3 separate regions of the Homo sapiens genome follow, and regions 1 and 3 are each linked to region 2. A link is an interaction called in ENCODE POLR2A ChIA-PET data of the cell type or tissue named here. Cell type or tissue: Panc1. All regions are shown on one strand. Links, peaks and the distances in the headings refer to the core of each region. The heading gives the core; the rest is flanking DNA. Region 1 has its middle 7.6 kb from the start of RBFOX2. Region 2 overlaps HMOX1 (heme oxygenase 1). Region 3 overlaps RBFOX2 (RNA binding fox-1 homolog 2).

Evidence for each region. Peaks named below come from ENCODE experiments on the same cell type or tissue, not always from the same donor. Only the 100,000 strongest peaks of a DNase experiment are listed, where the experiment ranks them.
Region 1: POLR2A ChIA-PET joins it to region 2 with 9 read pairs; 2 of 35 experiments call an interaction of 5 or more read pairs at or near these places.
Region 3: POLR2A ChIA-PET joins it to region 2 with 6 read pairs; 2 of 35 experiments call an interaction of 5 or more read pairs at or near these places.

What each region holds. Positions count from the first base shown.
Region 1 is chr22:36,032,500-36,040,283 of GRCh38, forward strand. No RefSeq gene overlaps it. Among named protein-coding and RNA genes, the nearest start is that of RBFOX2, 7.6 kb to the left of the region's middle. RefSeq lists an enhancer at 2,728-3,471. In Panc1, for the core only: no CTCF peak of the experiment used is centred there; no DNase peak of the experiment used is centred there.
Region 2 is chr22:35,391,330-35,399,113 of GRCh38, forward strand. HMOX1 (heme oxygenase 1) reads left to right here. Exons shown (of 5, transcript NM_002133.3): 5 at 2,139-2,878. The coding sequence ends at 2,269. Among named protein-coding and RNA genes, the nearest start is that of MCM5, 4.9 kb to the right of the region's middle. In Panc1, for the core only: no CTCF peak of the experiment used is centred there; no DNase peak of the experiment used is centred there; H3K27ac peaks cover 1,098 bases.
Region 3 is chr22:35,876,210-35,883,993 of GRCh38, forward strand. All of the region lies in intron 2 of RBFOX2 (RNA binding fox-1 homolog 2), which reads right to left. Among named protein-coding and RNA genes, the nearest start is that of RBFOX2, 150 kb to the right of the region's middle. RefSeq lists an enhancer at 6,689-7,190. In Panc1, for the core only: no CTCF peak of the experiment used is centred there; no DNase peak of the experiment used is centred there.

The sequences.
Region 1 (7,784 bases), core at 3,516-6,015, 640 kb after region 2:
CAGATCACTTGAGGTCAGGAGTTCAAGACCAGACTGGGCAAAATGGTGAAACCCCATTTCTACTAAAAATACAAAAAATTTAGCCAGGTGTGGTGACAGCTGCCTGTAATCCCAGCTACTCAAGAGGCTGAGCCAGTAGAATTGCTTGAATCTGGAAGGCAGAGGTTGCAGTGAGCCGATATCGCGCCACTGCATTCCAGCCTGGGCTACAGAGTGAGACTCTCTCTCCAAAAAAAGAGAATTCTCCCTTCCCTGCTTGCCTTGCCAAACTACTGAAATCTTAATGATGTTAGATCTTCCTGGGCTGTCCCCTGACCCAGCAAGAAATGAGATTTGAGATCGGGGCTGCCAGTGACTCAAATTTTTGTTATTCAGGTAACGCTCAAGTCCCTTAGAAACAGAGCAATGCAGTATAGAAATGTCTGAATGACCAGGCAGAACAAAGAAAAATTGGACCCTGCCCTGGAAACAAGCATTATGTATTTAAGGAGAAAGAGGAGAGTTAAACGCCTACAAATCATAGAAGAGGCAAAATGCATCCATGGCAGCACAAAGACCAGATCATTTCTTTTCTTTTTTTTTTCTTTTTTTTTTTTTTTTGAGACAGAGTCTTGCTCCGTTGCGCAGGCTGGAGTGCAGTGGTGCAATCTTGGCTGACTGCAAGCTCCGCCTCTCGGGTTCACGCCGTTCTCCTGCCTCAGCCTCCCGAGTAGCTGGGACTACAGGCGTCTACCACCACACCCGGCTAATTTTTTGTATTTTTAGTAGAGACAGGGTTTCACCATGTTAGCCAGGATGGTCTTGATCTCCTGACCTCATGATCCGCCCGCCTCGGCCTCCCCAAATGCTGGGATTACAGGCGTGAGCCACCGTGCCCGGCCGATCATTTCTTTTATATACATCTGCAGCCATTTGTTTAGAAGCAGGTAGTTAGGAAACATTACAGAGGAAGAGGACATTAAATATTTTCGGTCACTGGCTCATGCCTGTAATCCCAGCACTTTGGGAGGCCGAGGCAGGCAGATCACCTGAGCTCAGGAGTTCGAGACCAGCCTGGCCAACATGGCAAAACCCCGTCTCTACTAAAAAATACAAAAATTAGCTGGGTGTGGTGCCGTGCACTTGTAATCCCAGTTACTCAGGAGGCTGAGGCAGGAGAATAGCTTGAACTCAGGAGGACAGAGGTTGCAGTGAGCTGAGATCATGCCACTGTACTCCAGACTGGGTGACAGAGTGAGACTCTGTCTAAAAAATAAATAAATAAAAATATTTTCCTAGAAAGAATTTTTAGCTGCAGAAACTGTTGCAGTTCTAACATTTATTCACTTATTCATTCAACAAATTATGGGCAAGTGTCTGGAATACCAAGATGACAAAAAAAAAATTATTCTTAGTCCCAAAGAGCTCACAATCTAGGGAGGAAGAGATGAACAAATCCAAAGACAATTGCAATGCATTATGATAAGGGAGTCATCTCTCACAGTGGCCAAGAACATAGACTCTGATGTCAAACTGACATGGGTCTGAGTCTGACTTTGCCATATATCTTACCTTGGACAAGACCTTAGCATCTCTGAGGCCTGGTTTCTTCATTTATGTGACAGGCACTGGTAGTTACCAACCCAATATCCATTCTCCTCTTACTCCATCCTAGCAGAACCCCAATTTTGTTCAGGACAGAAATCTGCTTAGCAATTAAAAAAAAAAAAAAATTCTCTGGTTCCCTGAAAGCTAAGGGTGGCCACGTAACACCATCCTAGCCAGCGAGATGTGGGTGGAAGATAGCATTCCTTCCTAGTTAATAAGACAAAACCGCTGGGCATGGTGGGTCACGCCTGTAATCCCAGCACTTTGGGAGGCTGAGGCGGGTGGATTACCAGAGGTCAGGAGTTCGAGACCAGCCTGACCATGGTGAAACCCTGTCTCTACTAAATACAAAAAATTATCCAGGCGTGGTGCTGTATGCCTGTAATCCCAGCTACTTGGGAGGTTGAGGCAGGAAAATCGCTTGAACCCGGGAGACAAAGGTTGCAGCGAGCTGAGATTGTGCCACTGCATTCCAGCCTGGGCAACAAGAGGGAAACTCTGTCTCAAAAAAAAAAAAAAAAAAGACAAAGCCACAAGAAGAAAAGAAGAAAAGGCTCTTTGCCCTTTGTCCTTTGCCCTTCACCCTTTCTCCTGCCTGGAACACACACCGGAAAAACAGCAGACATCTTGTCTTCAAAATAGCAGAAGCCACATGCTAAGAATAGTACTGCAGGGAAGGGTGGCTCATGTCTGTAATCCCAGCACTTTGGGAGGCCAAGGCAGGCAGATCACTTGAGGTCAGGAGTTCGAGACCAGCCTGGTCAACATGGCGAAACCCCATCTCTACTAAAAATACAAAAATTAGCCAGGCGTGTTGGTGCAACGTGGTCCCAGCTACTTGGGAGGCTGAGGCATGAGGAGCGCTTGAACCCAGGAGGCAGAGGTTGCAGAAAGCTGACATCACACCGCTGCACTCCAGCCTGGGTGACAGAGCAAGACTCTGTCTCAAAAAAAAAAAAAAAGAATAGTATTGTAGATCCACCATACCAGCCCGAGCCTGTCTATGCTAATTTATTGTTATTTGAGAAAAATAAGTCCTCATTTGGTTAAGCCACTGCGGACAGGTTTCAACATGTGGCCAAACTCAACTCCTAACTGATATGATCTATAAACCAAACACAATAATAGTACCTCCCCTGACATTCTTTTGACCACTAAATAATGCATGTAAAACACTTAGCATGACACCTGGTTCACAAACACACTCAATAAATGTTAATTTAGACCCTTTTACTACGCTATTGCATCTACTATCTTTATTAATATGATTATTATATATGCCAAAAGCAATAGGGGTATTACAGAAAGATGTAACTCCGTCTGCCTGGGGGAGAGAGAACAAGTTTCACCCAGAGTGTTACATTTGACCTGGCTCTTTCAAAATGAGGAGGAATTTCCCAGGGAATGGTTTCTGATAAAAGGTAGTAAATTCTTGTGTGCCCTTTCCATGGGCTTAGAAGAGTTTGGCACTGCCCACTGGGTTGCTACCAGGAGAAAACTCAGCACAGGGCTTGGAGTCAAAGGACCAGGACTGGAGTCAGCTGCGGTCTTCAATAGAACAAAGACTGGGAGAGTTAAGTGGGCTGTCCATCTGTGAAAAGCGAGCCAGAGTACCTAGCCACAGGGCTATTGCGAGGTCTTTAGGAGATAAGAGATCTTGGGAAAGATCTATTCAAATGCCAGTTGCAGCTAACCCAGTAGTCTGGTTACCTACAAGCTGGTGGTGTAAAATCTCTTTGCGTTCTTTGAGAACATGATCACTTTCCTAATTCCTGTTTTTTGTTTCTGTGTTCCTAGCACCTAGCACTGAGCTTGACATAAAACTTGGCTATTCCAAGACTCCTGAAGATATTAAAAAACACAACTGCAGACCTAAGATTTTCCCTAGAAAAACAGATAAAGACCCGGAGCAGATAATCTTAAAATACTGTCTTAACCAGGCAGTCCTCTGAATAAAGACAGGGTCTAAGTCCTTCCCCAAAATTGATCACCTCTCTAATCAGAGCGAAGAGAGGAGATATAAATAGAAGAGACCATTTTCTACTCCAAAGCTTTCTTTTCAAAAAAAAAAAAAAAAATTCAGAGAATACCCTTGATAATTCATGGGCCAGAGGAAGTGGAAGCAGCTCCTGCCATGTGCCTGGCTGATCTGGGAGAAGATACAGAGTCTAATGAGAAACTGAATTCAGCAAAAAAGGAACGAGTGATGTTTAAGCCTCATTAGGGCTATAGAACCAGCGTTCTGACAAAAAAATACTCGCTATTGACTTTGACCTCACTTCCCTACCTCCCTCTGTTCGTGGGATTATTGAACCAGGGTTTTTCCTATAGGCCAGAACCTTGCCAGCCCTTTTGCCCTTCACATAATGTGTTTGTCTGGTTTCTATTTCTGTAGTTTGATGAAGGATGATAGCAGGGTATTGAATTGTTGTTTTTCATTTAGTGCAGTCGCCGCCCTCACCCTGCCCACCACCCCCCACCCTGCTCTCAAGTCATTTTCATTGTCTGTTTTTTGCCTTGAGGTTTTTATTGCTTCTTCAGAGTGGAAGAAGGCTTTGTTTTATTTTGTTTTCCAGGCGCTGGTATACATAACCTCATGGATCCATCCTTCCTGCAAAAATTATGGTGTTTCTAAATCGGCAACAATTTCCTTTCACTGGGGAAAGGCAGGGAAGGGTCAGATATTTGCTGAGCCCATAACAACTACCAGGTGCAAAACTAAGTGGGGTTTTTTTGGTTTTGTTTTTTGGATTTTTTTTTTTCGTTTAATCCTCACAACCGACCAGAGAAGCAGGTAGTATTACATCTTATTTTACCGATGAGAAAACTGAGACCCAGAGAGGTGAAACGACCAGCTCAAGGTTACACAAGATGGTTAGTGACAAAGAAACTCTTGTCCCCCCACTCCATGTCCACTGCCTTCCAGTGCTTCACCCTGTGCCTTTCAGAACTTTTTAGGGTGTTTTACTTTGGGCAGATACAAATCTCATAGGGAAGAGGGGACAAAAAAGTCTAACATTTTTTTCTCTGAACCTGAAGTTAATAACTTCTTCATCCTGCTTTCCACTGGGAGCATAAGCTTCTGAATTTTTGTTTTGTTGAGGCATGGGGTCTTCATTGTCTTCCTTGTCCCTGCTGGCACCTGCTCAGGTATCTTCCTCTGGGTCCCTGTCCTGCTGTCAGTATCGATCCGCACTGGGCTCCACCCAGCTGACCTATCTGATCCTTGTTGTTGAGGCACTGAGATTGCCTCTGTCAAGGACATGGGGAAACCTTGGGTTTTCCCACTGTTCTGGGGGCCTTGGGACGCTCCAAGAGGCTGTCTCCAGCCCCTGCAATGTAGACACAGAGGAGGCATCCTTACTCCTTGGACATCGCGCTGGGAGGGGAAACACTGCAAAAGCCACCGCCTCCAGGGCCTGTAAAGAGAAGCCAGGCTCAGGTCTTTGCTCCTTCCAGATGCCACAGTGACCCCTGGGCTCCGTTTCTCCCTCTTTCCTCCCTGAGGCTCCATCTGTAAAGAGGCAAGCGAGGAGGATCCTCCAGAGACCCATACAAGACTCTGGTTCGCCTCCCCTCTCTCCTCAGCCCCTGCTGCCTTTGCCTCTCCCAGGTGGGGCTGCCAAACCTATCCTGGCTGATTCTGCTTCGTTTGAACCTCTGGATTTTGTAGGACATAGACTTCATGTCCAGAATCATGTAGGTTTCAAACTTTTGGAGTACAAAAGATGAGGCTTTTGAAACACAGAGACTTTTCTCTCCAGCCACACATTTCAAAACATATTTTGAAATTCAAAAGCTGAGTTCAGACTCTTCTTCTCTTTGCATTTCCACTATAATAGTTTTATTCCTGAGGGCGAGAACAGCAGAAGATACCTGGGAGAGTGAGGGAGGAAGAACATATGTTAATATTTTTCAGCAATGACAATGTCTGCACTACGTCCTTCTGCTGTGAATTCAGGGAGATAGTTCCAGCCTCCCCGGGAGTCAGGATGGGGATATATGATAACATTCTGGCCAGGGGAAGATGGGTAAAAGTGACAGGGGCCACTTCTAAGCTTGGCCCCAAAAACATCCCTGCCAATCCTCTAGCCCTCTCTTTTCCTTCCACAGCAGCTGCAGAGACCATGAGCTGAAGACAGAAGCATCACAAGAGGAAAGGAGCCTGGATCCCTGAGTCATCGACTGGAGGAGAACTGCATAAGAAGCTGCCCCAGGCCTGGCACGGTGGCTCATGCCTGTAATCCCAGCACTTTGGGAGGCTGAGGCGGGCAGATCACCTGAGGTCAGGAGTTCAAGACCAGCCTGGCAAACATGGTGAAACCCTGTCTCTACTAAAAATAGAAAAATTAGCTGGGTGTGGTGGGCACTCGTAATCCCAGCTACTTGGGAGGCTGAGGCAGGAGAATTACTTGAACCTGGGAGGTGGAGGTTGCAGTGAGCCGAGATCACGCCACTGCACTCCAGCCTGGGTGACAGAGCAAGACTCTGTCAAAAAAAAAAAAAGGAAGCCGCCCCAGCTGCATCAGACTGTGATATGAGAGAGAAATAAGCCTTAATTTTGTTAAGCCGCTGAGGTTTGGTTTTCGCTTGTTGTTGTTGTTTTTGTTTTTATAGCAGCTTGTGTTCTTTATGCTGACTAATATAATATCTAAATATTGTTCTGCCTCATAATCAATATATTTAAAAAGCCAGAGATGAGGAATCAAAAGCCTGACTGCTTTGATTAAAATCTATGAAGTTGAAGGTGCATAACATGCATGCCAATTTTAAGATAATATTAAATATTATCTTTGGGCCAGGTGCAGTGGCTCACGCCTGTAATCCCAGCACTTTGGGAGGCCAAGGCGGGAGGATCACTTGAGGCCAGGAGTTAAAGATCGGCCTGGGCAAACATAGTGAGACCTCCACCTCTACAAAAATAAAAATAATTAGCCAGGTGTGGTGATGAACACCTGTGGTCCCAGCTACTCAAGAGGCTGAGGTGGAAGGATTGCATGAGCCCAGGAGGTTAACGTTGAGGCTACAGTGAGCCATGTTCAGGCCATGGCACTCCAGCCTGGGCAACAGAGCAAGACATCATCTCCAAAATAAATAAATAAATAAATAAATATTATTTTTGGACAACAGTCAAAGCTTGATATTGAAGGAGAGTGATGGGAAAGAAAACAAGAATGACACCTCAATTCTTTTCTTTCAATCAGCCTGGAATAATAATTGACATATTGCGACACTCAATAAGCAATAATTGAATGAATGAAAAACCTGTTAACCAACACAATCTCGTAAAACTCAGGCCATTTGCTATTTTAGGTCTTATGGGGAAGAGCAACGGAGGTAGAGAGAAAAAAGTAGGAAATATAGAATGGCAAGGTGGAAATCATTTTCCAGAAGGCATGCCCCTTTGCCCATTCCCACTTTTGTCACTTAAAATGGTGCTTATCAGTTACTGATATTCTGTAGCCTGCTTGAATTTCTGTAGCAAATTTCTGTAGCCAGCTTGAATTTCTCCACAGAAAATGGATTTTTATTTTCTATTGCATTGTCAGGCTGCAAATTTTCCAAACTTTTATGTTGTGCTTCCTCTTGAAAGCTTTGCCACTTAGAAATTTATTCCACCAGATACCCTAACTCATCTCTCTCAAGTTCAAAGATTCACAGATCTCTAGGGCAGGGGCAAAATGCCACCAGTCTCTCTGCATAGCAAGAGTGACCTTTACTCCAGTTCCCAACAAGTTCCTCATCTCCATCTGAGACCACCTTAGCCTGGACTTTATTGTCCATATCATTATCAGCATTTTGGTCAAAGCCATTCAACAAGTCTCTAGGAAGTTCCAAACCTTCCCACATCTTTCTGTCTTCTGAGCCCACCAAGTCTCTAGGAAGTTCCAAATGTTCCCACACTTTCCTGTCTTATTCTGAGCCCTCCGAACTGTTCCAACTCTGCCTGTTACCCAATTCCAAAGTTGCTTCCACATTTTCAGGTTTATTTATAGCAGCACCCCACAGTCTAAGGTACCAATTTACTGTATGAGTTCGTTCTCACACTGCTATGTAGAAATACCTGAGACTGGGTAATTTGTAGAGGAAACAGTTCTAATTGACTCGCAGTTTAGCACGGCTGGGGAGACCTCAGGAAACTTACAGTCATGATGGAAGGGGAAGCAAACGTGTTCTTCTTCACATGGCACCATGAA
Region 2 (7,784 bases), core at 2,261-4,760:
CAGGCTGGAGTGCAGTGGCATGATCTCGGCTCACTGCAAGCTCCGCCTCCCAGGTTCACGCCATTCTCCTGCCTCAGCCTCCCGAGTAGCTGGGACTACAGGTGCCCGCCACCATGCCTGGCTAATTTTTTGTATTTTTAGTAGAGACGGGGTTTCACTGTGTTAGCCAGGATGGTCTCGATCTCCTGACCTTGTGATCCGCCCGCCTCGGCCTCCCAAAGTGCTGTAATTACAGGTGTGAGCCACCGCGCCCGGCCTTTTTTTTTTTTTTTTTTTTTTTTTGAGACAGGGTCTCGCTCTTTCACCCAGTCTGGAGTGTAGTGGCACAATCACAGCTCACTGCAGCTTCAACCTCCCAGGTTCAAGGGATTCTCCCACCTCAGCCTCCTGAGTAACTGGGACTATAGGCACGTGCCACCACACCCAGATTTTTTTTTTTTTTGGCTTTTTTTAAAAAAGCCAAAAATAAATGAGAAAATTAGAGTTTCACTTTCTCATGAATGTGTGTTGGCATTTTCCAAAGGTTATGTGACATGTGATGCTCTCTCATGGATTTGATGGCTCATGGAATGTGTGCCTGTATGTTCTTGTATGTTAAGAATTTCTCAGTTTTGGCCGGGCACGATGGCTCATGCCTGTAATCCCAGCACTTTGGGAGGCTGAGGCACGGGGATCACTTGAGGTAAGGAGTTTGAGACCAACCTGGCCAATGTGGTGAGACCCCATCTCTACTAAAATATAAAAATTAGCTGGGTGTGATGGTGCACACCTGTAATCCCAGCTACTCGGGAGGCTGAGGCAGGAGAATCTCCTAAGTCCGGGAGGCAGAGGTTGCAGTGAGCCGAGATTGCACCACTGTACTCCATCCTGGGCGACAGCGAGACTCCATCTCAAAAAAAAAAAAAAAAGAAAGAAAAGAAAAGAAAAAGAATTTCTCAGTTTTAATATCTAATTTTGTAAATAGTGATAGCTATACTCACACAAACAAAAGCTCTTTTGGATCCTTGGTTGCATTTGAGTATAAAGGAGTTTTGGAACCAAAACATTTGAGAACTGCACCCCTAATGCATCAGAAGGAGCAGGAGCCTTTAATATGAACAACACACATGTAAATGTCACAGTGTACCTGCTTGCTTGCTTGCTTGCTTGTACTTCCTGTGACCGCAGCCCTGGGCCACCAGACCTAAGGCCCTGTTTTCTCTGGGGAAGCCCTTCTCATAGCCCAGGGCGGGGCTAGGATTGAAACCCAGCTGGTCTGGCTCCAGAGACCTGCCCTGGACTCTGTCCTGCTTCTAAAGACCTAGGGAGCACCCACTCTGTGCCTGAGGAGGCAGGTGGCACATCTACCCAGGTTGCATGGTTGGCTCTGGCCTATCATGTTTTAAATCTTTTTTTTTTTTTTTTTTGAAATGGAGTCTCACTCTGTTGCCCAGGCTGGAGTACAGTGGCGCAATCTTGGCTCACTGCAACCTCTGCCTCCTGGGTTCAAGCAATTCTCTGCCTCAGCCTCCCGAGTAGCTGGGATTACTGGCACTCGCAACCATACCCGGCTAATTTTTTGTATTTTTAGTAGAGACGGGGTTTCACCATATTGGCCAGGCTGGTCTTGAACTCCTGACCTCGTGATCCACCTGCCTTGGCCTCCCAAAGTGCTGGGATTACAGGCGTGAGCCACTGCGCCCGGCCCTATCACATTTTAATAACCAGGGATGGGACTGAACTTGAATTTTGACCTCAGAGCTCCTGCTTTCTAGCTCCTGCCCCATCATCACCATGCTTAGCAAACGTGTGAGTTTGAGAGGAAGATTTACAGCTCAGACCTAATTGCTGGCAAAGTTTAAGGAGAGGACAGGGAGCAGGCAGAAGTCTGAAAACCACGCCTGGGCCCAAGAATGTTTTCACAATGTGGCCTGGCTGCACAGGGAAGAACAGACAGCTTGAAGAAGTAGTGAGCTGCCCGTCTTTGAAGGTATTCAAGCAGTGGCTAGAGGGACACCTGTCTGTGGTCTTGCAGAATCCTGGCGTTGGGCAGTGACTGTACCACAGACCCTGAGGCCGCTCTGCTTTGCTTTCCTATGACATCAGACACCCTGATGCACGCCCACCTGTTAATGACCTTGCCCCATTTTCTCTTTCAGATTCTGCCCCCGTGGAGACTCCCAGAGGGAAGCCCCCACTCAACACCCGCTCCCAGGCTCCGCTTCTCCGATGGGTCCTTACACTCAGCTTTCTGGTGGCGACAGTTGCTGTAGGGCTTTATGCCATGTGAATGCAGGCATGCTGGCTCCCAGGGCCATGAACTTTGTCCGGTGGAAGGCCTTCTTTCTAGAGAGGGAATTCTCTTGGCTGGCTTCCTTACCGTGGGCACTGAAGGCTTTCAGGGCCTCCAGCCCTCTCACTGTGTCCCTCTCTCTGGAAAGGAGGAAGGAGCCTATGGCATCTTCCCCAACGAAAAGCACATCCAGGCAATGGCCTAAACTTCAGAGGGGGCGAAGGGATCAGCCCTGCCCTTCAGCATCCTCAGTTCCTGCAGCAGAGCCTGGAAGACACCCTAATGTGGCAGCTGTCTCAAACCTCCAAAAGCCCTGAGTTTCAAGTATCCTTGTTGACACGGCCATGACCACTTTCCCCGTGGGCCATGGCAATTTTTACACAAACCTGAAAAGATGTTGTGTCTTGTGTTTTTGTCTTATTTTTGTTGGAGCCACTCTGTTCCTGGCTCAGCCTCAAATGCAGTATTTTTGTTGTGTTCTGTTGTTTTTATAGCAGGGTTGGGGTGGTTTTTGAGCCATGCGTGGGTGGGGAGGGAGGTGTTTAACGGCACTGTGGCCTTGGTCTAACTTTTGTGTGAAATAATAAACAACATTGTCTGATAGTAGCTTGAAGTAGTTTTCATGGGCTTTGTTATTCTTGGGGAACTGACCTTTTCCTCCCTGGTTTCTTGCGTGCTCGGTAGGAGAAGTGGTGATAGGGGGTTGGCAGGAGCTGGTCTGTTTGAGAATACAGAAGGTGAGCTTTTCTTTTCTTTTTTTTTTTTTTTGAGATGGAGTCTCACTCTGTCACCCAGGCTGGAGTGCAGTGGCGTGATCTTGGTTCACTGCAAGCTCCACCTCCCAGGTTCAATCAATTCTCCTGCCTCAGCCTCCTGAGTAGCTGGGATTACAGAAGTTCATCACCATGCCCAGCTAATTTTTGTATTTTTAGTAGAGATGGGGTTTCCCCATGTTGGCCAGGCTGGTCTCGAACTCCCGACCTCAGCTGGTCCACCTGCCTCAGCTTCCCAAGGTGCTGGGATTACAGGCGTGAGCCACCGTGCCTGGCCCAGGAGGTGAGCTTTAAGTAGCTGGTGGGCGAATATTTGTGTTGAACCCTGCTTGATGCAATTCTCGACTTTATGGAAGATGGGGTTGCCCTGTTTGGTGGAAATGAGCAGATTCTGGGGCAAAATTTGTATTTTCTGTCCAGTGACTATTAGGGACTGGAGTGAAATTCTTAGGTTCAAATTCCTGCTACACCACTTTGAGGTTAGTCACTTAACCTCTCTGAGGCTCCATTTTATCACTGGTGACATGAATATAGTGATACCTAACTCACCTATGTGTCCTGAGAAGCAAACAAGATGCAAGTGAAATGCCAACGCCATACACAGTTAGCACCTATTATGCAAAGAAGGAGACCAGTGTTTTGTGATTCTTGTACTGTCGAGTCACCTCATCTATGTCATCCCTGTGTTGAGGGGGTGTTTCCACTATCTGAGGGTCAGGATGGATTTCACTGAGGTCTGTCCAGCTCTAAAACCCAAGCCCTTTCTATGGCCCTAAGTCAAGAAAATACTAAATATGTAGCCTCCCAATCTGGGAAAGTGAAAAACCTTTTGCTGAAAGTGTCCTGGGCAGAGCATGGGACAAGATTTTTTTTTTTTTTTTTTTTTTTTTTTTGAGACAGGGTCTGGCTTTGTCCTCCACACTGGAGTGCAGTGGTGTGATCTTGGCTCACTGCAACCTCCACCTCTTGGGCTTAAGCCATCCTCTGGCCTCAGCCTCCTGAGTAGCTGCGGCTACAAGTGCACACCACCATGCCCAGTTAATTTTTGTATTTTTTTTTTAGAGATGGGGTTTCGCTATGTTGCCCAGGCTGGTCTCAAACTCTTGAACTAAAGTGATCCTCCCACCTTGGCTTCACAAAGTGCTGGGATTACAGGCGTGAGTCACTGTGCCTGGCCAAGGTGTATTTTTTTTTTTTTTTTTTTTTTTGAGATGGAGTCTCATTCTGTTGCCCAGGCTGGAGTGCAGTGGTGCGATTTCAGCTCGCTGCATCCTCTGCTGCCCAGGTTCAAGCAATTCTCCTGCCTCAGCCTCCCAAGTAGCTGGGATTATAAGCACATGACACCGCACTCGGCTAATTTTTTTAGTTTTAGTAGAGACAGGGTTTTACCATGTTGGCCAGGCTGGTCTTGAACTCCTGACCTCGTGATCCACCTGCCTCGGCCTCCCAAAGTGCTGGGATTACAGGTGTGAGCCACTGTGCCCAGCCAAGGTGTTTCTTTATAGGACCAGTACCTAAGGACTGGAAGTCAGGAGACCTTTGTCACTAGTCTGACTATGCCACTTCAAGGCTCATTTTGTTCACTGGTAAAATGAGAACAATACACATACCTCTCACAGCTGGTGGGAGGATCCAGTGGTGTCCAAACACCAGTCTGTGCATGGTGGCATCAGAATTACTTGGAGATACTTAACCACAGAATCCAGGGCTCCACCTGGGATGGGGCTCTAGAATTTTTTTTTTTTTTTTTTTTTTTTTGAGACGGAGTCTTGCTCTGTCACCCAGGCTGGAGTGCAGTGGCGCGATCTTGACTCACTGGAAGCTCCGCCTCCCGGGTTCACGCTATTCTCCTGCCTCAGCCTCCTGAGTAGCTGGGACTATAGGCACCCACCACCATGCCCGGCTAATTTTTTGTATTTTTAGTGGAGACGGAGGTCACAGGTTTCACCGTGTTAGCCAGGATGGTCTCGATCTCCTGACCTCGTGATCCGCCCGCCTTGGACTCCCAAAGTGCTGGGATTACAGGCGCGAGCCACCGCACCCAGCCTAGAATCAGTATTTTTGAAAAGTACCTTAGGAGAGTCCAACGCGCACCCAGGTCCAGGAGCACGTATGGTCACGTATGCAAAGCATAGGCATTCAAATAGCAGCTGGAGCTGGGCACGGTGGCTCACGACTATAATCCCAACACTTTTGGGAGGCTGAGACAGGCGGATTTCTTGAGGCCAGGAGTTTGAGACCAGCCCGGCCAACACAGTGAAAACCTGCCTCTACTAAAACCACAAAATTAGCTGGAAGTGGTGGCGCATGCCTGTAATCCCAGCTACTCCGGGGGCTGAGGCAGGAGAATCACTTGAATCCGGGAGGCTGAGGTTGCAGTGAGCCGAGATCGCACCAATGCACTCCAGCCTTAGCAACAGAGCAAGACTCTGTCTCAAAAAAACAAAACAAAAACCCAATAGCAGCTGGGACTCTCCTGCCCTGGGCCCAGTTTCCTCATTTGTGAAAGGGGAATAGATATTCATTGTACTGACAAAGAAAGGAAGGAAGAGGGGAGGGGAGAGAGAGAAACTATCTTGAATTTTACTAATAGGAGAATGGCTGAATAATTTTTTCCTATCAATTGTCGAACAAAGCCAGACACTAGTTAAAGTGGTAAGGACGACCGGGCACGGTGGCTCATGCCTGTAATCCCAGCACTTTGGGAGGCCGAGGAGGGCAGATCATGAGGTCAGGAGTTTGAGACTGGCCTGACCAACATGGTGAAACTCTGTCTCTACTAAAAATACAAAAATTAACCGGGCATGGTGGCGCGTGCCTGTAATCCCAGCTACCAGGAGGCTGAGGCAGGAGAACTGCTTGAACTTGGGAAACGGAGGTTGCAGTGAGCTGAAATTATGCCACTGCACTCCAGCCTGGGTGATAAAGCGAGAATCCGTCTCAAAAAAAAAAAGTGGTAAGGACAGATTTTAATCAGTAATGATTATTGCAACAGGGAAGAGAGTTCAGTATGAACTGAACTCAGCTTTAATTTGTATAGAGGTATTTTAAAGGGAGGTTGACCAGCCTGGGCAATATGGTAAAACCCCATCTCTACAAATGAATAAATAAATTCGCCGGGCATGGTGGTGAGGTTGAGGTGGGAGGATTGCACGAGCCTGGGAGGTCAAGGCTGCAGTGAGCTGTGATTGCACCACCGCACTCTAGCATTGGCAACAGAGACCCTGTCTCAAAAAAATAAATAAAAAAAATAAAGGAAGATTGAGGGAGGAAGGGGTGGGCAAGTGATTAGTAGAGTCAGGGAAGTGAAATATTACAAAAGGTTAAGTCAGTGTAAATGCAGTGAGGCTAGCTGTGTCTGCCAGTTGGCAATGATCAAAGTTAGAATTTTTGCCTCCCACAGAGCCTGGGAGACAGAGGTCACATCCTCGGTTGTTGCCTGGAATAAACGGTAAACATTTACCAGCAGCCTTGAGTTTTCTCAGGCAGGCACCTTAGCGGGGGCTGGCTAGAGTCATTTTAGAGATGTTAGCAGCTGTTAGAAACTGTTAGTGTTTGTTTAAGTCTTTTTTTCTTTTCTTTTTTTTTTTTTTTGAGATTAAGTTTCACTCTTGTCGCCCAGACTGGAGTGTAGTGGCACGATCTCGGCTCACTGCAACCTCCGCCTCCCAGGTTCAAGCGATTCTCCTGCCTCAGGCTTCCAAGTAGCTGGGATTACAAGCGCCTGCCACCACGCCCGGCTAAGTTTTGTATTTTTAGTAGACACAGGGTTTCACCATGTTGGCCAGGCTGGTCTTGAACTCCCGCCTCAGCCTCCCAAAATGCTGGGATTACAGGTGTGAGCCACGGCGCCTGGACTGTCTTTTTTTTCTTTTTAGAGATGAGTCTCGCTCTGTCGCTCAGGCTGAAGTGCAGTGGTGCAATCAAAACTCACTGCAGTCTCAAACTCCTGGGCTCAGGCCATCCTCCCACCTTGGCCTCTTGAGTAGCTAGGACAACAGGTGTGCTCCACCATGCCCAGCTAATTAAAAAAAAATTTCAAGCCGGGCGCAGTGGCTCATGCCTGTAATCCCAGCATCTTGGAAGGCTCAGGCGGGTGGATCACCTGAGGTCAGGAGTTCAAGGCTGGCCAACATGGTGAAACCCTGTCTCTACTAAAAATACAAAAAATTAGCCAGGCGTGGTGGCACACACCTGTAATTCCAGCTACTTGGGAAGCTGAGGCAGGAGAATTGCTTGAACCCAGGAGGTGGAAGTTGCAGTGAGCCGAGATCGTGACACTGCACTCCAGCCTGGGCAACAGAGTGAGACTCTGTCTCAAAACAAAAAAAATTATAAAAAAATTTCTAGAGAAGCGGGATCTTGCTATGTTGCCCAGGCTGGCCTCAACTCCTGGACTCAAGGGATCCTCTCATCTTGGTCTCCTGAAGTGCTAGGATTACAGGCATGAGCCACAGTGCCTATAGATCAAGGTTGAGGCTTAGAAGTGAAGGGAGCCCAGAGGAACCTGGCTAGAGTTTGGTCAAGGAGAGTCTTTGTCACCATACTACAGAAAATTAAGCAGCTGTTAAACAGAATGAGGCCGGTCTGGGCATGGTGGCTCACGCCTGTAATTCCAGCACTTTGGGAGGCCGAAGCGAGTGGATCACTTGAGGCCAGAAGTTCGAGACCAGTGTGGGCAACATGGTGAAACCCTGTCTCCACTAAAAATACAAAAATTAGCTGAGCATGGTGGCGCC
Region 3 (7,784 bases), core at 3,540-6,039, 490 kb after region 2:
TAAGTAGCATTTTTAAAATTTTTTTATTTTTTTTGAGATGGAGTCTTGCTCTGTCACCCAGGCTAGAGTGCAGTAGCACGATCTCGGCTCTCTGCAACCTCCACCTCCCAGGATCAAGGTATTCTCCTGCCTCAGCCTCCCAAGTAACTGAGATTACATTAAGTAGCATTTTAGTGGTCTTTATTTCTGAAATGTGCTCGGAAAAAAAGACTATACCGAGAAAAGGGAGCAAAAAGAGTACTGTTTTCCTTGTAACGTTTATTAATATATAATAGGCAGTACCACAGCTCATCTTACAGATGAAAGACCCTTAAAGCCTCAAAACAAAACTCCTTTAAACGGATGCCTAAATGGGTTCACTTCCTCTGCTCTGAAAAAGGGTATTGTAGTCATTCTATAATCTATCTAAAATTTACAAAATAAGTCATATTCTAAAAATGCATTTTTATTTCAGTTTTTTAGAACTCTGATCACATTCTCCCATTAAAAGAAACACACACACACACACACACACACACACACACACACACAGATTTATAAATGATGGCTGTGTTTCTAGACCAGATATCACAAGAACCTAGTAATCATGGGGAAAACGTTTGAGCACACTGTACCAGTAATGTACCTGAACTACTATCCATCTGAAATAAAAATAAACAAAAAACAAGATAGCTAAAATAGCAGAAAATTACAAATAATGCCAATGTAATTAAATAAGAGATACTTTTCCCCCAGATCACCTTGCACGTTGGTTGGTAGAAGACAAATTTAATCACTGACTAAGAAAGTAGAGACTTCTGTAGATTTAGAGGAAGGAGTAGGAGTACTTTCAAGGGTTTTAGTCACTGGTGCAACTTTTTAAAAAATAATTTCAATTTTATTTCAACACCTACTGCATTCCCATTTTCCCTGATACAAATGTAATTCTAGTCAATCAACCATAAATTAGGTAATTTTTTATTTGATAATGAAACAAAGACATGAAGATAAGGAAAAAGAAACAGCAAGATTTAGAACAGAATAGGGAAGCAAAAAGTAATGCTTAATAAGTACTTGCTAAAAGGACAGGAAGGGAGAAAGGAAGAGAAAAAAAAGAGGGGAAAATGTGGATATATAAAAGAATGCTATTAGTGTAAGTAAAGATTAAACAGTAGAAGAGAGAACTGGAGGTGAAGGGTAGAAAGGCAGACCTAACATACCCATGATATTTTTAAAGGAGAAAGAGACTTGGTGATAAGGAGGAGACCCTGAATCAGTTCTCAGTATTGCCACTCAGGAGTACAACAGACTCAGAACTGCTGGGATGGGTCTGAAACGGTAACAATCATAACTAACATATACTGAACATTTACTATGCACCAAGAACTGTTCTGAGAGCGTTACATGGCTCAAAACAACCCTCTGTGATAGATATTATGTTATTCTCATTTTACAGATGAGAAAGCATGGTAACTTATCCAATGTCATTCAGACAGAATGCATCAGAACCAGATTTGGACCCAGTTAATTTGGTTCCAAAGCTTGTGCCATTAAAGCACTACTGCCTCAATAGTACAAAGCACTGGTCCCTGCGATGTGAGAGAGAATAGCTGATGTCAGCTAGAGTTCTACCACTATAAATTCTATAGTTACTAAGTATTCCGTTACTGAAAAAAATCACAGGTAAAAAAACCTCTAGAATTTGACAAATATTTATTGAACACCATTCATTATTCTAGACACTGAAGATAATAGCAGCGAATACACCAGACAAAAAACTCTAAAAGAGGAGACAGGTGGGAAAAAAAGTTTTTATTTTACATACATATACATACTACTACTACTACTACTACACACACACACACACACACACACACACACACACACACACGGAGTTTGTTTTGTTTTTAAAGATACAGGGTCTCAAGCCAGGCGCAGTGGCTCACTCCTCTAATCCCAGCACTGTGGGAGGCCGAGGTTGGTGGATCCCCTAAGGTCAAGAGTTCAAGACCAGCCTGGCGAACACGGTGAAACCCTGTCTCTACTAAAAATACAAAAAATTAGCCGAGCATGGTGGTATGGACCTTTAAACCCAGCTACTCAGGAGGCTGAGGCTGGAGAATCACTTGAACCCAGGAGGCGATAGCTGCAGTGAGCCGAGATCATGTCATTGCACTCCAGCCTGGGTGACAAGAGTGAAACTCCATCTAAATAAATAATAAAATAAAATAAAGATACAGGGTCTCGCTCTGTCACCCAGGATGGAGTGCAGTCTGCACAATTAGAGCTCACTGCAGCTTTGACCTCCTGGGCTCAAGCAATCCTCTTGTCTCAACCTCCAAGTAGCCAGGACTACAGGTGCATGCCATCTCCCAAGCAGCTAGGACTACAGGTGTGTCCCACCAACCCTGGCTAATTTTTAAACTTGCTTTTGTAGAGATAGGGTACCACTATGTTGCCCATGCTGGTCTTGAACTCCTGGCCTCAAGGAGTTCCTCCCACCTTGGCCTCCCAAAGTCTTGGGATTATAGGGATAAACCACCATGCATGGCCTGTTTTTTTATTTTTTATTTATATTGTCACCCAGGCTGGAGTGCAGAGGCACGATCTCAGCTCACTGCAAGCTCCGCCTCCCAGGTTCACATCATTCTCCTGCCTCAGCCTCCAGAGTGGCTGGGACTACAGGCGCCCGCCACCACACCCGGCTAATTTTTTGTATTTTTAGTAGAGATGGGGTTTCACCATGTTAGCCAGGATGGTCTCAATCTCCTGACCTCGTGATCCACCCGCCTTGGCCTCCCAAAGTGCTGGGATTACAGGCATGAGCCACTGTGCCTGGCCGTATGGCCTGTTTTTATAATATTTAGAAGATAAATGCTATGAAAAATTTAAAGTAAAATGGCTTTCAAAAGGCCTTATTGAATAGGAAACATTTGAGCAAAAATTTGAAGGCCAGGAGGAAGACATGAGTATATCTGGAGAGAAGCATTACAGGCAGAAGAAACAAGTACAGTAAGCCCTCCATATTTGTGGGTTCTGCATCCCTGGATTCAACCAACCATGAATGGGAAATATTTGGGGCAGGAGAAATAATTCGTACTGGATATGTACAGTCTTTTTTTCCTTGTCACCGTAAATCGTGTTCCAGAAACAATATAACAGCTATTTACATAAAATTTACACTTCATTAGGTACTATAAACACTCCAGAGATTATTTAAAGTATACAGAAGAATATGTGTAGGTTATATGCAAATGCCACACTATTTTATATCAGGGACTTGAGCATCTGCGGATTTGGGTATCTTTAAGAGGCTCTGGAACCAACCCCCTCATGAATACCATGGAACAGCTGTACAAAGTGCCTGGCAAATTTGAGGAATGGCCAAAAGGCCTAAGTAGCTGTGAGAAATGAGAACAGGAGGAGATGAAAGTCAAACAAGTACCTAGGAGCAGGCTTGACTGGAGCCTTGTGGGGACTCTAGCTTTTCTTCTGAGCGAAACACATCAGTGGATTTTGTGCATGATCAGATTTATATTTTCAAAGGATTATGTCAGATGTTGTGATTAGAATAAATTCTTCAGTGTCAATAGTGGAGATAGCGAGACCAGGTAGCAGACTATTACAAAAACCTGGGCAAGAGAAGATGGAATACCGAACCAGGATAGAAGTGGCAGAGCTAGTAGGATGGGCACGGCAGCTCACGCCTATAATCCCAGCACTTTGAGAGGCCAAGGTCGGTGGATCACTTGAGGCCAGGAATTCGAGACCAGCATGGCCAACATGGCGAAACCCTGTCTCTACTAAAAATACAAAAATTAGCTAGGCATGGTGGCGCATACCTGTAATCCCAGCTACTCAGGTAGCCGACTCACAAGAATCGCTTGAACCTGAGAGGCGGAGGTTGCAGTGAGCCAGATCATGCCACGGCACTGCAGCCTGGGCGACAGAGCGAGACTGAGGAAAAAAAAAAAAGGAAGAAGAGCTAGTATGGATTGAATTTAGGTTATTTTTGAAAGGCAGAACCTAAAGGATTTGCTAATTAACAGGACCGCAGTGAGGGAGAAAGAGGAGTCCAGGATGACTAAGGTTTTTTTTAGCTCAAGTAACAGAAAGATGTCATTATCTGAGAAGAAGAAAACTGTGGGTTTAGCAAGTCTGAGGGCAGAGGAAGGCAAGTAAAGGCCAGGAGCTCAGCTTTGGACATGTCAAGTTTGAGGTAACTATTATATTACAGATGGAAATGTCAAGTAGGCAGTTAGATATGAGCTTCTAGAGAGAGTTCTAGCTAGAGGTATACATTTGAGAGCCAAGAACATACAGACAGAATTTAACACCCAGTGTATCATCAGAGTCCACTGGGCCCAACTTTTCTTTTCAAGCAGTTCAGTTCTACCTGTAAGAATTTATACTTTATGATTTTTCTTTCTTAGAGGTATTCCAAAAAGAAAACAGAAAAACGAAATTGTTACTTTAAAAATAAACTATTTTATCTTGTAATAATACATGTATTCCTTGGACCCTTTTATAAACCTAAGATTCACTGTGAAATTTTAGAAGATCTTTATTTTTCCTACATCTTGAAACATTCTGACTTTTCAGCAACTTTTACTTTTTAACTATTCCCAGCCATGGAAGGAAGGGAGGGAGGGAGGGAAGGAAGAAAGGAGGGATAGGCAAAAAGGACAAAAACCATGAGGTATTATAAAAGGGATTAAAAGATATAGACAGCATTCAAATGTGATTGATGGTTACTGTAGGGGTAATATCTAATTAGTTGCATGAAACTTTGACAGCTGGGCATGGTGGCTCACGCCTGTAATCCCAGCACTTTGGGAGGCTGAGGTGGGCGGATCACGAGGTCAGGAGATGGAGACCATCCTGGCTAACATGGTGAAACCCCGTCTCTACTAAAAATACAAAAATATTAGCTGGGCGTGGTGGCGGGCGCCTGTAGTCCAGCCACTCTGGAGGCTGAGGCAGGAGAATGGCGTGAACCTGGGAGGCGGAGCTTGCAGTGAGCCGACGATCGCGCCACTGCACTCCAGCTTGGCAACAGAGTGAGACTCCGTCTCGGGTGGCAGGGAGGAGGGGGAAGAACCTTTGGTCAGGCATGGTGGCTCACGCCTATAATCTCAGCACTTTGGGAGGCTGAGGTGGGAAGATCACTTGAGATCATGCATTCAAGACCAGCCTGTGGCAACACAGCCACAGACTTGTCTCTACAAAAAAATAAATAAAAATACAAAAATGGTGGCACACATCTGTAGTCCCACCCAGCTACTCGAGGGGCTAAGGAAGGAGGATAGCTTGAATCCAGGAGATTGAGACTGCACTGAGCTGTGATCGCACCACTGCACTCCAGCCTGGGCAACAGAATGAGACTCTGTCTCCAAAAAAAAAAAAAGGAAGAAATTTTTTTTTAATGTCTAATGCAGTTGTTTTTTCACTATCCCTTTATTCTTATTTCTTAATTATAAGAAAACTTAGGGCCGGGCACAGTGGCTCACACCTATAATCCCAGCACTTTGGGAGGCCGAGGCGGGTGGATCATGAGGTCAGGAGTTCGAGACCTGCCTGGCCAATATGGTGAAACCCTGTCTCTAATAAAAATATAAAAATTAGCCGGGTGTAGTGGCATGGACCTGTAGTCCCAGCTACTTGGGAGGCTGAGGCAGGAGAAATGCTTGAACCCGGGAGGCAGAGGTTGCAGTGAGCCAAGATCACGCCACTGCACTCCAGCCTGGACAACAGAGTGAGACCCTGTCTCAAAAGAAAAAAAGAAAAGAAAGAAAAGAAAAAAGAAAAAAAAAAGAAATGAAAAGAAAAGAAAACTTAATATATGTTAAAGGAAAAAAACATTTTACCCGGCTGGTAAAACTTTCCTGGTTAGCTGAGAACTAAAGCCATGAGAGTGGATGAAAGAGAATCAAAAAAAGAGGTGAAAGGACTTGGCTCAAAATATTACAACTTTAAAACTGAGTACAAACTTCCAAAGAGGTGGGAAGAAAATCAGGAAAGTATGATGTCCTGCAAGTCAAGTATCCAAGAAAGTGAATTAGAGAACGAAGTGATCAGTGATAGAATATTCTACAGATAGGTCAAGTAAGATGAGGGCTGAGACCAGACCACTAGATTTAGCAGCATGCAAGTTACTGGCAACTTGGACTAGAGCCCTTTCAGTGGTGTGGTTGCAATAAAAACCTGGCTGCGTGGGTTTAAGAGGAGAACTGATATAATCAGATATAATCAAATATAAACAACGCTACTGAGTTTTGCTTTAAAGGAAAAGAAATTCAGCAGTTGCTGGCAAAGTGAGGTCAAGAGTATTATTTTTAAATAAGTGGAAGAACAGCTTAACTGTATGCTGACGGGACTAATCCAATAAAGACAGAAAACTTGATGATCCCAGAGAGAGGGAAGAGAATTGCTGGATCCATGTCCTAAACAGACTAGCAGAGATAGGACCTAGTATACAACTGGAAGGTTCACCTTATATAGGAATGCAAATGCTTCATGAGTGAGGGGACAGTTTATTCATACTGATGAGAGAAAGTGGGTAAATACGGGGGTGGGAAATCCTCTCCTGATTGCTTCAGTTTTGCACATATCATCTGGTACTTATGACTTGTAAGCAAAAGCCAAAAGAAGCAATTTAACAACAGCATGGCATTCTGGGAGCCTAGATGGCAGAGTATTAGGGCTGCTTTCTCACTTGCCCTCTGGGTTTCTGTTCTCTAAAATCCTTGCAATCACTAAATGGCATAACTTTTTCTACAAAAGAAAGGCAGGAAATTGGGGGGCACAAAAGAGTCACTGATCCATACTGACTCTGAAATCTAGCAGGGCAAACACTGAAAGTTCCTTGATTAGGTCTCAACACTGGGAAAAGAATTCTCCATGACTTTTGCCTTCATCTCTAGGCTCCTGCTTCCAACCTCTGAGTCATCTTTCCCTTTTGATGAAAGGTGGCATGTGTTAGCTCCTGAGCACTTTCTCAGCCTGCTTCCTGCCAGCAGAATGCTAGGGGTGTCCGACAGCCTCTTTTCATTTTGTACTGTTTCTTTTCCTGTTCAGTCCTAGCTACAGTGGATTTCCTGCATATCTCACCACAATAGACAAAAGCTATACCCATAGATCTCTCCAAGAGGAACTCTTCTACCTCTACCTTGGGCTCCTGCTAAAAAGGCTAGAAGCCCTATTGTTTGACGGAGAGGCCTTGAGTGTGACTGAAGAGGATGCTAAGGCACTACCTTCTCAGGTCTTAACAGCAGGCTTTAAAGGCACAGTCTTGGCTTTATCTTTAGACCGCCATTCTCCCCGGAGTGGCTCTTGAATTGATCTTTGCCGTGTCTCAATTTCATCACCCTCTGCCAACCAGAAAGGCTGAGAATTTTCAAAATCATCAAGTTCTGGCTCCTTTTTTAACAGTGCTTCCCTCAATTTATTTATTTCCCCTCATACTTTAAGCAGCAAGAAGGAACCAGAGGGGATCTGCAATGTTTTGTTTAGAAGTTTACTTAGCTAGATCTCTCAGTTCATGAAACACACTTTCTGCTTTCCACAACTATAAATGATAGTGTTGCTAAACTTTCTACCACTACATAACAAGGATCCCCTTTCTTCCAGTTTCTTTCCTTTAAGACCTCGTGACAATCGCCTCAAAGTCCCATTTTTATAATGTGTTCAAGGTATTCTAATCTTATACTAACACTCTCCTTAAAAGTCCACTGCCCAGTTTCAAAGTCACTCCCAGTTTAGATTTTCACCAAAAAGCACCCCACTATTGGTACCAAAATCTGTAG